Regions from separate parts of the Homo sapiens genome. Here region 2 is linked to region 1. A link is an interaction called in ENCODE POLR2A ChIA-PET data of the cell type or tissue named here. Cell type or tissue: endothelial cell of umbilical vein. All regions are shown on one strand. Each heading gives the region's core, and the rest is flanking DNA. Links, peaks and the distances in the headings are about the cores only.

Region 1 (7,790 bases), core at 2,044-6,043:
GGGGAGATGATGGGAATTGTATCATAGCAAGGCAAATAAGTCTATTTTTTATATTATGTGTCCATGTTGCTAGAAAATTCTTGGTCATTTCTTAAATTCCGGTTCCAGCTTTCTATCATGCTCCTCTTTCAATTCTTCTGTGCCTGCCCTCTCATCCCCAAATTACTGCTTGATTCCCAATATGTGACAGATGGCTTTCTCTTTGTGACCTTGGTCTTCCTTCTCTCCCACCCCACCCAACTTGAAAGGGTTATTGTGATATTCTCTATCCAACTGTTCCCATTCCTAAAGGATAGATTACTTTCAAAATTGGTATGATTATGTCCTTTGGATTAATACATTTTCACACTGATATCCATTTTTTTGCCCTTTGTATGCTTAACTTCTTAGGGAGTTAATTTTTTAGAGTCAGATTGCTGTATAAATGGAAATTCAAATTGTATATTTGGCCATATGTTAACAAACTACCATTCCGAAAATTTGAACCAATTTTTATATTTTTTACAGTTCTTTTTCAGATGAGTTTTGAAGTACTCTCTGTTGGGAGGAACAGCTTCCTCCCCTAAGCCATAAAGCCAGTGACCCACAGTGACCTACCAGATTGAACATTCAAAATCAAGTTTTTCTCTTTCCATTGTGTCTATAAACACCGTTGGTAAATACACCCATCTTAAGTGTTTGTAAGGATTACCTGCAATATCATATGAAAGTAAGAAGTCCTCAGTAAATACTAAATCTAATACTAGATTTAAAATTATGCGTTTTTAATATCACTACTACAATTTGTGTGTCTGCACTAGGGTATTCTTATTTCTCTAATTTGGTCTTGTAACACTTAACTTTAGCATTCTCATATCACTTATCACATTGGAACAAAACAAATTTAGACACATGGATAAAATATATCACATATCCTATGAGCTTGTTATGACCTTTTCCTGAAATCCGAACGTTTCTTTAAAACCTTGAAAACTGAAGAAATTATCCTAGTCCCCTACTCATTGGTTCTGTATCAGTTCTGTGCAAAATTATTCTTCCTTCCTGCTTTTAGAAAATTAATGAAAACAGTATCACTTAGTGGAAAGAGCGCAGTCTTTATAAAGTTCACAAGGTTCAAATTATAAGTCTTTTACTAATTAGCTGTATAATCATGTGAAAATAACTTAAGCTCTCAGTTTCAGATTCAGTTTCTCCATTTACAAAATAAGGTAACAGTATTTATCTCAGAGTTTTTTTGTGACATTTAAATTGAACAGGCCAGACAACAATCTGTCAAAACATATGTGAATGCCCTTGACATTCAATACATAACAATTTCCTCTTTTACCTTACTTTTTATGGTTACTATTAACTGTGCTTTTAAAAAATTTTTAATTTAACAATGATTAAGTCCATTAAATGTGGAATAAAGATATTTCTGGGAGACAATATGATAGAACGATAGACTAGAAATATCATATGTTTGTAGTCAAATATGCCTAGATTTGATTATTGACTCTGCCATTTCTTAGCCCTGTGATTTTTGATAAATTATTTAATCCCTTATATGTCTGTTTCTGGTGTAGCCAATAATACCTTCCTCCTAAGTTTGTTGTCAGAATTTAATTTTAAAATGGCTTGGAGAAAGTTGTGCATAGTCGCCTGTTAACTCCCAGTATTAGCAACCTTACCTACCTGGATGATGTAGATTTCCCCTCTGTTGTGTTTAAGTGGTTGCCAATTAAACCCTACAAATATAAAATTCATCTAGTCTATTAAAATATCAAGTCTGTAAAATATTTACTTCTGATCTTTATTTGATTACATACTTATCTCAGGAACAGAAAACTGAAATCCCACAGGGGGTTTATTTTAAAGTAAAGACATTCATACACAATTACAGAAAAATCAATGAAGGAGAAACTACATAGTGACATTAATTTTTATTTCAGGGCCCCGTCCTCTAACATATTTGTCAAGATACTGTTTAATCCTTTATATAACTGCTTGAGATACTGATGGAGTCAAAACAACTGATCAGGAACCTGATTAAACGCAAGAAAAAAGAGAGTATAAAATATATGAAAAGCAAGTTGGTGGTATGAAAATTTTTCTCATTAGTTTATTTGTTGAAATAAAGCAAAATTTTTCCAACAGTGCCACATACAGACTCCTGTTTATTTAGGGGTCATATTCTTATGGGACCAACAGAATTTTGCTTTTTGTTTTTGTAATACGAGTTATAATTTATTAAATGAGTAACGCTAAAAATGATTACTATATAGAGAGCATTCATTCATTGTTGAGCTGTTTTAAGAGGGTGTGTGTGTGTGTGTGTGTGTGTGTGTGTGTGTGTGTTTCATCTTTCTCCTGAACATCCACTATCAAATACCATTCGCTGTGAGAAACGATCATGTCTTCATTCTTACCTTATCCTTTGGGACTCTATCTTGAATCCCCAAAGAACCTGTAAAGAATGCCTGCTGTCTGGATGAATGGCGAGCAGGTGTGTAAGTGTTACTCTCGTGGGCACTTTATCCTTCAGCTGAAAAGGGCACAATCTGTTCTTGTGTCACTGGTACAAACCCATAAAATTTGAGAGTGGTGGTCCTACATGTTCATGGAAAATGATTTAAACCACGCAATTGTGTTTAAAATGATGACAATGGCCTGGATCTCAAAATTGGGATACTATCAGGAGGTCCTCACAAAGTTGATAGTCATTAATAGCAGAGATAGGTTTATGTTGACAACTTCCTCCCCTGCAATAACAACAAATTAGGGCCTCAGTTAAAACAAATAAGTGACCCTGGAAACAAGAGCATTAGAGCAGATGACAGGAAAAGCTACTATTTATTTCCAAGCAGCATTCAAAGAAAAACTCTGCCAGGAATTTTCAGAAATGAGTAGCTTGTTTTGCTTAATCTCAGACCACCTACTGAAACAATGCATTTTTTAAAAATTTCTAAATTGTGGAATTAATTTATTTTTGCTTATTTTTTGTTTTTCTTTTAATGAAGAATCTAGACTTCCAGAAACCAGAAAAAAGTGATTAGAGATACAAAATTTGCCCAATATAACATAATAGCTACTGTTACTTTGAGTGGATTTATGTTTCATCAGATATACTCAGTAGATTGTTTGACTTCAAAATTTATGTTTCTTGTTTATGACATGAGGAAGCTAATTTGAACTACATAAATCCCTCCCTCTTTGAGGAATTTTCAGTGTGAGACAAAATGGAGCTTTTGAGTAAAGCTAAATGTTACATTGAGTATAACAGTACAGTGAGGTAGAAAATAAACATCTATACTAGAAAACTGGGAAACAACCCAAATGTATTCTTGTCATTTTGGTCTGATGACAATAACATTTGGGAAAAAACATTTTGAATAAAGAGTTGTGATGCTCAACAGAGTCCTAAGACAATTATAAATTGATTCAGGTCCATTTAAGCATAAAAAAAATTTATTAAAAAGATGTGAAAGATACCCAGAATCATGTGGAAGCCTGGAGAACTAAACCCCAAATCAAACGGAAGCTGGGTAGTTAGAATCTCAGCCAAATCAAGCCACACACCTAAGCCAGGAGGACAACAGGGTTGTGGCTGCAGAGCCCTGGCTGCCAGCTCAAATCCCTGGAGCAGCAGATGCTGGTTCTTAGACATCACCCTTGTAGCTCTGGACACTCCTCTCACCCAGTCCCTAGAAACCAAAGGCCTCTGTCACCACCACGGCTACCGAAGGAATTCTTCATGGTCTCTGCACAGGAGTGTAAGAAAGTGAGTGCGTAGCTCTTTTAGGCCCTATAATAGGAGACAATTAACTCCTCTCTCCCCATAAAAAGCCAACAAATTTTTATGTCAGTCCATCCTAGCATTATATTAAGATCATTCTTTTGCTCATAATTTTAATTTAAAAAATTATTCCTTTGTAACAAAATACAGTCATTGCTCATACAAATCCAAACATTCCATCACTCTCTTAACAAATGGAGCACCTCAATTTCTCATTAGGGGTGTACTAAATTCCATCTTCAGAATTTGGTGATGATATATATTCCTCTTCAATATATTCAATCAATATTCAGTCAAGATACTGATTCGATATCATATTCAATATCTTACTAGCTATAAAAAAATTAGAAATCTAATTACCACTCTTGGATAAATAAATTGTGAGATTATATATATATATATATATATATATATATATATATATATATATATGTATATATACACCATGGACTACTACTCAGCCATAAAAAGGAGCAAAATAATGGCATTTGCAGCAACCTGGATGGAATTGGAGACCATTATTCTAAATGAAGTAACTCAGGAATGGAAAACCAAACATCGTATGTCTCATTCATAAATGGGAGTGAAGCTATGAGGATACAAAGGCATAGGAATAATACAATGGACTTCAGGGACTCAGGGGAAAGGGTGGGAGGGAGGTGAGGGATAAAAAACTACACATTAGGTACAGTGTACACTGCTCAGGTAATGGCTGCACCAGAATCTCAGAAATCACCACTAAAGAACTTATTCAAGTAATCAAACACCACCTGTTCCCCAAAAACCTATTGAAATAAATAAATAAATAAATAAATAAATAAATAAATAAATAAATGAAAGTTAATGACCACTCTAATATATACCCTATATACAATAATGGTATAGAGAAAAAAATTGTAAAGATATGTGTATGCACACACAAACTATATATACACACACTATACACACATATGTTGTATATATAAACTTATGTACACACACATAAAAGCACATGAGCATATAAATACATCTACATATATCTAGCTACATATATAATGCACATATACATATAAATACACACACACATATATAAAAGCATATAAGAAGTGACTACAATAATCATTTCCACAGTTTCTTGTGGGTCTTAGCTACATATTTGACTTCCCTTTTCTACTTTATATTTCAGGTTCCTTTAACCTTGACATGTATTTCAGTTGCATGAAGAGCTAACCCTCTTATATTCTTCAACTGTTAGTATCAGACATAACAATAAAAGGAATTATCTCATAGATTACCTGTGTTCCATCCATAATCCTCCCAGCCCTCACTGAATAGTAGCAATCCCAACTCCTCTTGATAATAAGGATCAATGACCCTAAAGAACATCATAAATCTGGTTTTGTCTATTCATTCAATGGTTTGAAAAAATCCCAAAATGATAAGTTGGCAGTTTTCTAATTCAATATAATCATTATTGTGTCACTTGGTGAAATATAAAACAACAGAGCCAAGAATCTTGGGATAGAAAGCAAAAACATCTTGTGAGTGGGCTGTTTGGTATTACAGTGAGAAATTCCTTATGTCTACCTTTTCATTCTCAGATTCCTAAATTATGTCTACAGATGAAATAGTACTATTATATTGGTCATTGGTTTAGAACATTTACCATTTCCTGAAGGACAGCATCCCAACATTACAAGGCATTGTTTCCAGATGATGGGATAAATAAGTCTTTTATAAAGCACTCAACCATTTTGTAAGGCCAGCTACTTATGGGAAATGGAGTCTTCATAAGAATAGTAAATTTGTGGGCATTAGCTCTAGGCCTTGAATCTTTACTTGTACAGTGAGGAGAAGACATGTGGTGAGGGATGTGATGACGGCATATAAAGCATTCGTGAAATTTACTGATAATGATGCTGGAAGAAGTATGATAGGAAAAACAAACTCGTGTTTAGAATAAACATCTTTCAATGAGAGCAAATTGGAATAGGTACTTCCACCTATGAAAAAATCAGTTCATTAAAATAAACCAACCATCAGGTAACTAACTAGTTGTCCTGAGATAATGGGAACTCAGGGTAGGTTGTTGTTACTTGAAAACTGAGAAGTCAGTGATGGCAGTAGTTGAGTCAACCTTGGTGAAAGTAACTCTATTTTGCTGAGTTCTTGCAAACCATTTATACATGAGAATATGACCCTTTTCATAAAGTCACTCTACTACTAAGAGACATAATAATAGATGGGCTTCTTCATATTTTGGAGAAAATGTGTATTACATGGAGGTATAAATGAATAGCACTTTACCTTTGACCTAAAAGCCTGCCCCTTTTGATTGGGTCCTGAGCAAAAGGAGCTCCATTCAGTCCAGACCACATTGCATGCGGTTTTGCCACTCACCTGCCACATTGCCTTGAACCTATCAGGCACATACTGGCAACAACTACAAAATGAGGCACAAGGATATCTACAGAACTTGTCAACACGCATGGGCTTTTTGGTGGGCATTCTCATGTGATACATTCTAAGACTATTCTATGAGTTTTATTTCCCTGTTTCCGAAAATTCATTCATTACAGACTTAAGATTTGTATGTGTCCTTTATTTGGACCATCATCTCTCCTTCCACTCTAAGAGAAAAATAAGATCTTTCTATTGGTTTTTTTAATGCTGGGCAAATATCCTTTCTTCAGCATCTACTATGGACACACTTTAATGGGGCTCCAATGCATCAATAGACCACTTTAAGCTGCAGTGCCAGAATACCATGAAAATGTATTTGTAAAATAAATAAAATTATTTTTTCTTAATTAATTAACTTTATCAGTCATCTCATCATGGAAAATGTATCAGAAACCATAGCGTTTGAATATGGGTTAGCAAAACAGCAGATATAGAAAAGCAAGAAATATAAGCAACTGGTTTATGCAACTGATTTGCTTCTAAAGAAACAGTTTAGATCTAGTCCCATTTTTTTCACTTTCGTTGTTGCTAGAGTACTGCTTGGAATGACTTTATGTCTATGTAGATTAGAGAGCATCTAGTTCATATTGGGCACCTTGGATTGCGTGGTCACCTAGTTTTCAATGTCTACCAAGTTAAAGTTTTTTAAAAGTAAATAGTTGCCAAAAAAAATAAGACTGTGCTCTGAAATCATGGGGCTCTCCACCCCTACTCTTCTACTGGTTCACTTCCTTTTTCGTTCTTTCTTTTTCTTTCTTTTTTTTTTTTTCCTTAACTTGCTCCAATGCTCACCCTTGATCACATGGACTTTTAATCTGCTAAAAAACACTCTGACAAACCTTGAAATCACTGTGTCAAGTGAGTTGCAAAACTGCATTCATTAAGCCTGAACCAACTGAAATACTTTCTCATTTTATGAACCCAATCAACATTGGCAGCCTTTCAAGCCAAAGGTCAAAATTTTATATTTAACACTTTGATGTAATATATCTTGACTCTAAAATGCAAAGAAATTACCAATTACTATGTCTCTGTCTTAGTAGCATAAGACACTGGAACGACTTCCTAGTTTTGATGGGGATGTCCTTATATACTTCAGTGATATAGACTAAAGGTTGGAAAACTGTAGACTGCAGGTCAAATCTAGCCTGCCACCTGCTTGTTAACAGCCTGTGAGCACTACTTGAAGGGCTCACTGTTAAGCCATGGGTACCTACATAATATATTTCATATTGACTTTTCACCTCAAAGCCTAAAATATGTACCATCTGGCTCTGATCTATACCCCAAGAGACATCACTGGGGTGAATAATCTGTATTTTCCTCCTACTCTCTGGCATATATATATATATATGGCATTTAGAATTCTTCTCTGAAAATCCTATCAGTATAGGAAACCTATGATGATATTCTGTAGTATAGTAGAGAAAGATACTGAAGAGTAAATTATGCCACTGAGCTGATATAACCTTGAGCAAGATGATAAAAGTAGTATACTGCTGTCACTGCCAAGTCAAAGCATGCTATTTAACAAAAAAAAAAAAAAAGGCTTGACCTTCTCAGCTGTATGTCA
Region 2 (7,790 bases), core at 1,556-5,555, 530 kb before region 1:
ACCTGACAAAAACAACCAATGGGGAAAGGATTCCCTACTTAATAAATGGTATTGGGAAAACTGGCTAGCCATATGCTGAAAATGAAAACTGGACCCCTTCCTTACACCTTATACAAAAATTAACTCAAGATGGATTAAAGACTTAAACGTAAGACCTAAAACCATAAAAAACCTTAGAAGAAAACTAAGCAATGCCATTCAGGATATAGGCATGGTCAAAGACTTCATGACTAAAGCACCAAAAGCAATGGCAACAAAAGCCAAAATTGACAATGGGATCTAATTAAAGAGCTTCTGCACAGCAAAAGAAACTATCATCAGAGTGAACAGGCAACCTACAGAATGGGGGAAATTTTTTGCAATCTATCCATCTGACAAAAGGCTAATATCCAGAATCTACAAAGCACTTAAATTTACAAGAAAAAAACAACCCTATCAAAAAGTGGATGAAGGATATGAAGACACTTCTCAAAAGAAGACATGTGGCCAACAAACATGAAAAAAAGCTCATCATCAGTGGTCATTAGAGAAATGCAAATCAAAACCACAATGAGATACCATCTCATGCCAGTTAGAATGGTCATCATTAAAAAGTCAGGAAACAACAGATGGTGGAGAGGATGTGGAGAAACAGGAATGCTTTTACACTGTTGGTGGGGAGTGTAAATTAGTTCAACCATTGTGGAAGACAGTGTAGCGATTCCTCAAGGGTTTAGAACCAGAAATAACACTTGACCCAGCAATCCCGTTACTGGGTATATACCCAAAGGGTTATAAATCATTCTACTATGAAGACACATGCACACGTATGTTTATTGCAGCAGTGTTCACAATAGCAAAGAATTGGAACCAACCCAAATGCCCATCAATGATAGACTGGGTAGAGAAAATGTGGCATATATGTACCATGGAATACTATGCAGCCATAAAAAGGATGAGTTCATGTCCTTTGCAGGGACATGGATGAAGCTGGAAACCATCATTCTCAGCAAACTAACACAGGAACAGAAACCCAAACACAGCATGTTCTCACTTGTAAGTGGGAGTTGAACAATGAGAACACATGGACACAGGGAGGGGAACATCACACACTGGGGCCTGTCAATGGGTAGGGGTTTAGGAGAGGGATAGCATTAGGAGAAATACCTAATGTAGATGATGGGTTGATGGGTGCAGCAAACCACCATGGCATGTGTATACTTATGTAAAAAACCTGCATGTTCTGCACATGTATCCCAAAACTTAAAGTATAATAAAAAATGCAGCACAAAGATTTAGTCTCAACACTCCATATGCAGAATAAGAGTCTCCCTGATGGATCTACTAATGGAGCCTAAGACTGTTTTAGCTTTTAAAGGAAAATTTTAAATGAGTCATTATTTGCCCAATTTTCTTCCACACGATAGCTACGTAATTGGCTTTGTAAATCTACATGTAACAGTTTAATTTCACTGCAGCTCACTTATCCTCTGATGTAATTTTGAATTTGCCAGTTAGAGGTATTTTTAGTGCCCATAATTTTGATAAGCATGAAGATGAATAAGAAAGACAAGGACGGCATACTCCAGCACCCCATCACAAATTTTGCTCTGAGATGAATACCCATCTACTAATCAACACTCTTTGACTTTGGATTCAACCAGCTGATTCTTCCCACAACTCAATCTATAGTTGCTACTCACATATCTGATTCAGTTTGGGTTGCTATAACAGAATACCATGGACTGGGTGATTTAAATAACAGAAATGTATTTCTCGTAGTTCTGGAGGCTGGGGTAGTCCAAGGTCAAGGCACTGGCAGGTGTCTGGTGACATCCTCTTCCTGGCTTGCAGTTGGCCATTTTCTTATTCTACCCTCACATGGTTGAGAGCAGAAAGAGAGGAAGCTCTCTCATGTCTCTTTGTATGTGTATATGGGCACTAATTTCATCATGACACCTCAACCCTCATGGCCTAATTGTTTCCTGAAGGCCTCATCTCCAAAGACCCTAACATTGGAGATTCAGGCTTCAAAATGCAAATTTTGGGGAGACACAAATGTTCAGTCCATAGCACCAATTTTGAAGCTCTTCACTTAGTAGGGCAACATTGGAAAAGTTATGTATAATAACTTCTCTGAACCTCACTATCATCATCTGTAAAGTGGAGGAATATCTACCTTGAAGTGAGGGCTAAGATAAATTATAGTGAAGGTTTATCATAGTGTCAAGCATTTAATGTCAGTTATTTAATATGTTATTTCTCCATCTTGTCCACTAGATACCACAAAATTGATCTGAAATTTCATTATCACAGTTTCAATATTTTCCTGTCTTTGGTCTTTTGGAACTTTCCCCCTTTTTTTTTTTTTTTTTTTTTGAGACAGAGTCTCACTCTGTCACTCAGGCTGGAGTGCAGTGGTGCGATCTCACTGCAAGCTCTGCCTCCTGGGTTCGCGTCATTCTCCTGCCTCAGCCTCCTGAGTAGCTGGGACTACAGGTGCCTGCCACCATGCCCAGCTAATTTTTTGCATTTTTAGTAGAGACGGGATTTCACCGTGTTAGCCGGGATGGTCTGGATCTCCTGACCTCATGATCCACCTGCCTTGGCCTCCCAAAGTGCTGGGATTAGAGACGTGAGCCATGGCACCTGGCTGAGCTTTTCCTATTTTTAATGACTTTTAAAGGATTAATTGGCAATGATCTTGATATAAGCCTAGAGATTTGTTTAACAGCTGAGAGCAATTATGACTTCCTATAGAGCACTAGATTAGCCTAGTGACTAATACAAATAATATCATTAATTTGGGTGCTGGGGAGAGGAACTCCATAAGAGTTGAGAATCAAACCTGGAAGTCAGACAGTAGCTTTTTTTTTTTTTTTTTTAAATGTGGTATGCAGAAGTGGAAGACCATGCAGGATAATTTTTATTAGATTTTATTACAGAACATTCAGCACAAATATTACTGCTCAGATTGGGGTGGGTGATTGTTGCATTTACTTGGACATTGTTTATCTGATAGTATCATCATGATTAGGAGGTTCTGGGATCAGACTGACCTGGCTCCATCATTTGCCAGTGTGTGTAAGGTCACAGCTGGAACCTTGACTGAGTCTGTTTGCTCGTCACTTAAATGGTATCCAGAACATAAGATGGTTTGAGGATCATGGGAGAATGTGTGTCTGAAGTGCTTATCCTGGTTCCTAGTCCATAGTGGTGGACTCAATAAATGGTAGCCGTGATTTTAACTATGGTAAGAGAAAATTTCGCAAAGGAACTGGCCGCCAAACACCACTAAAAATTTAATCATTGCCTTTTTTACAGCAGGCAGATTATAGGAATATTTGCTTTCTTTTCTCTCAAGGGTGTAACACTGTGACCAACGAAGAGAGTGTTTTCTATCAGTGACTCGCAGACTTCCCTTTCACTGGAATCCAGCTTATTAGCTGCATGGTTAACTTTGGAGCCAGGAAAACATCCTGCACATGACACTGCCATCAAGCAGAGGAGACATGTTTCTCGGCTTCCCCTCTCTGGGACTTAATAGCCTCTGAAGGCTAGCCTTTACTGACTCATGAAGCTGTGTCTGCCTGGGGTCAGTGGTGGAGACATTGCGTTAACCCCAGCAAGCGAGCCATCACCAGAGCTTTGCACAGGGAGACACCACATAGAAAGGCAGATGAGGCAACACACACACCATCCCCAGACAGCCATGGGTCCCCAGAGACAGGAAAAATATGTGTTTTCTTAAAGAATTAGAAAAGAAAACCTTGCTTTTTCCTGTGTGGCTCATTGGTAGGAGATCTCAAATTCTAACCCTTGTTTTCTCTTTTACCTCTCTGTCTGCTAAAAAGCACTCCTTAGATCCAGTATCTAGCATGGTGAGCCTCCTGGATGCAGTGCTGCAGTGGCCACTGCTGGGTCAAAAACAAACACTGGGAAAGGAGGAAAATGATGTTTTTCTCTCTTTCAATAAAGCATTTGAAATCTCTAGTTCTGTTTTCTCCTTTCTCTCTCTGGTGTCCCATGTATGCAGTGATGAGAAAGGAAGTTCTTCCATCTGGTGTTTGTGACTCAATTATTCCTAACCCATTTTTATGTTGTTCTACCAGTAGTAGTTCCCCAGGTGCAGGTCACCTTCCTCTCTTATGACTCCCTGTACTCCAGGCTGTTTCTGGGATAGGTGTTCATGGTTGGGGAGAAACTGTACTCTCAACATTAGCAGAGAACATTTACTGAGTGATTGTAAATTGGTCCCTAGAGAGGTCCTGGGACATTTTCTTAGTGAGCCAATGCTGACTTCTGGAGAGCATTCCTTAGTAGGTGTCAGGATCAGCTTCATAATCTAGTCTAGAACTTTGTTAAGCTCAAGCTTTATGATAATGTGTGTCCATTTGTAATTATCACCTCTAATCATCATCTGGAAATGTAGATTTCAATTTGTGTGCAAAGGTGCCCACTGCCTTGGTTTTCTAGTCTGTTTTACGTAGTCTATTCTGTGCTTTTTAAGTCGACATACATTTTCTTTAGTAGACAAGGAATGATACTCCTGTTAGTAATGAAGAGAATGGTCAAAAAAGGCTGGGGATATGGTTGGGGTTAGATTTGTGCCATCCACATATGGCGGGTGGCAACCATATTGGACGGTGTAGATGTAGAACATTTCCATGATCACGGAAAGCTCTATTGGGCTTGTCAGATCTGTGTTAGATGACCAAAAAGAGTAGGATCACCTCCTGCTGGCCTGGAAGTCTCCATTAGTAGAAGCCAAGAGAGTGCTGTAGAATTCTTCGGACTCCTATAAAGACCACTGTCACTTATGTCTTCTCTACCTCCTCTGCTGCCTGGAGACCACAGGGCTACTCTCATCATGTCACTTATCACATGAAGCCCAGGACTGCCTGGCCATTTTCATGCCAAGACTCCTCCATGACTTTGCACTTCTCTTAAAGGATTTCACTGGCCCTTTGGAATTTTAAGGTCAATTGTCAGCATAATCTCCCAAAACCTCAACTCTTCACTGAATCTTCTCTTCACTTCCTTGCTCTTCCCCAGACACTGCTTCCCTTGCAGCTCTCTTGAAAGATGGACATTTTCTCTCTCATCCTTCTTGTACTGCTGGACCTGGAGGTGGGTGAATTATTTTGCCTTAATTTCTGCCAGCACAGTGGCTCACACCTGTAATCCCAGCACTTTGGGAGGTGAAGGTGGGTGGATCTCTTGAGCCCAGGAGTTGGAGGTCAGCCTGGGCAACATACTGAAACCACATCTTTACTAAAAATACAAAAATTAGCTGGACATGGTGGCGCATGCCTGTAGTCCCAGCTGCTTGAGAGTCTGAGATGGGAGGATCAGTTAGTTGAACTCAGGAGGTGGAGGTTGCAGTGAGCTATGATCATGCCACTGCACTCCAGCCTGGGCAACAGAGTGACACCCCCCAAACCAAAAAACACTTCTGCCTCTAGACCTTTCTCTCTCTCCTCCTTAAAATCTGTTATAAATCTCATGTTGTCAATTTAGATCACCCTATATCCCTGCTCCCTTGCTGTAGTCCATAAGGACACCTTGGGTCACTCTGCCTGATTTCTTGAGGACTTTTTAGCTTGTGGCTCACTGCCATTCTCTCATCATTATTTATTTAATTGTTAGTAATGTAAATAGACAGGTAGAGGATTCTTGACTTTTTCTCCTCTGCTTATCTTGTCCTCTGTCTCATCTCAGAAACTATCTCTTGTAGTTGTCAACCTAAATAATGAGCTCTCTAAGAAATATGTTTATTTGCAAATAGAGCAACGCCTTGTGAATATGTGTGCCATGGTAAACTCTGTGCGTATTCAGGGAGGTAAAGGAAGACAAAGATTTTTTATGTTTTTTTAAAATTTTTTATTTTTAGAGACAAGGTCTCACTATGTTGCCCCAGCTGGCCTCGACTTCCTAGGCTCAAGTAATCCTCCCATGTCAGCCTTCTTAGTAGCTGGAATTACAGGCATGTGCCACTGCTGATAAAGGTTTTTAAAGGAAAAAATGAGGAATACATAATCATTTTGAAATAATTATCCCTGGCTACAGAGACCAATAACAAGGGTGACACCAGTTCAAGGTTGGACAAGCAGTTGCTGTGCAGATGTCCTTGCAGAAGTATTTTTTTTTGTGTGAGGTTGCAATGGCCTTTGTGCAAGGTTGTAGTTTTTGTAGTCTTTCATGATAGTTTTTACTATCAGGCATCCTAGCCAGGAGAACCCTCATTTCGTGGCCTTCCCTGGTTCTGTTTGTAAAGGTTTTTTAAATTTGTTTTTTTACTTTGAGCATTTTTTATTAATGTATGGTTATTCATAACACAGCACGGTAAATAGAGATTTATGCTTTAAATGTTTAAACCTATATGCAATCTTTATATGTTTCCATATTCAGCCTTTATATACATTTGGCAAGACTTTGCAAAAGCTGTCATTAGATAAGGATATTGAGTGCACAGGTTGCTGTTAATTCCAGTGGAAACAAAGTCTCTTAACTCATTTTTTTCTACTTTGCTGATTTTCCAAACAATTGCATCTTTTTAAATTTCAAAATTATAATTTTGTTGACATTCAGAAATATTGACAATGCATGTAAAGGTATGCACAATGCATAGAATATATTACAGCATGGAATGAAACTGCATATTCGTCTGCATTAATCTAATTATGCATATATATATTTTTTTATTATACTTTAAGTTTTAGGGTACAGGTGCACAATGTGCAGGTTTGTTACATATGTATACATGTGCCATGTTGGTGTGCTGCACCCATTAACTCGTCATTTAACATTAGGTATATCTCCTAATGCTATCCCTCCCCACTCCCCCAACCCCACAATAGGCCCCGGTGTGTGATGTTCCCCTTCTTGTGTCCATGTGTTCTCATTGCTCAATTCCCATCTATGAGTGAGAATATGTGGTGTTTGTTTTTTTGTCCCTGAGATGGTTTGCTGAGAATGATGGTTTCCAGCTTCATCCATGTCCCTACAAAGGACATGAACTCATCCTTTTTTATGGCTGCATAGGATTCCATGGTGTATATGTGCCACATTTTCTTAATCCAGTCTATCATTGTTGGACATTAGGCTAGGTTCCAAGTCTTTGCTATTGTGAATAGTGCCACAATAAACATATGTGTGCATGTGTCTTTATAGCAGCATGATTTATAGTCCTTTGGGTATATACCCAGTAATGGGATGGCTGGGTCAAATGGTATTTCTAGTTCTAGATCCCTGAGGAATCACCACACTGACTTCCACAATGGTTGAACTAGTTTACAGTCCCACCAACAGTGTAAAAGTGTTCCTATTTCTCCACATCCTCTCTAGCACCTGTTGTTTCCTGACTTTTTAATGATCACAATTCTTTATTTTATTTTATTTTATTTTTTAATGATCACAATTCTAGCTGGTGTGAGATGGTATCTCATTGTGGTTTTGATTTACATTTCTCTGATGGCCAGTGATGATGAGCATTTTTTCATGTGTCTTTTGGCTGCATAAATGTCTTCTTTTGGGAAGTGTCTGTTCATGTCCTTTGCCCACTTTTGATGGGGTTGTTTGTTTTTTTCTTGTAAATTTGTTTGAGTTCATTGTAGATTCTGGATATTAGCCCTTTGTCAGATGAGTAGATTGCAAAAATTTTCTCCCATTCTATAGGTTGCCTGTTCACTCTGATGGTAGTTTCTTTTGCTGTGCAGAAGCTGTTTAGTTTAATTAGATCCCATTTGTCAATTTTGGCTTTTGTTGCCATTGCTTTTGGTGTTTCAGACATGAAATCCTTGCCCATGCCT

What was found. Peaks named below come from ENCODE experiments on the same cell type or tissue, not always from the same donor. Only the 100,000 strongest peaks of a DNase experiment are listed, where the experiment ranks them.
Region 2: POLR2A ChIA-PET joins it to region 1 with 5 read pairs; 2 of 35 experiments call an interaction of 5 or more read pairs at or near these places.

The regions. Positions count from the first base shown.
Region 1 is chr12:43,245,033-43,252,822 of GRCh38, forward strand. No RefSeq gene overlaps it. Among named protein-coding and RNA genes, the nearest start is that of LINC02461, 94 kb to the left of the region's middle. In endothelial cell of umbilical vein, for the core only: no CTCF peak of the experiment used is centred there; no DNase peak of the experiment used is centred there.
Region 2 is chr12:42,713,148-42,720,937 of GRCh38, forward strand. It overlaps LINC02450 (long intergenic non-protein coding RNA 2450), which reads left to right. Exons shown (of 4, transcript NR_135028.1): 4 at 3,344-3,972. Among named protein-coding and RNA genes, the nearest start is that of LINC02450, 25 kb to the left of the region's middle. In endothelial cell of umbilical vein, for the core only: no CTCF peak of the experiment used is centred there; a DNase peak (open chromatin) is centred at 3,464.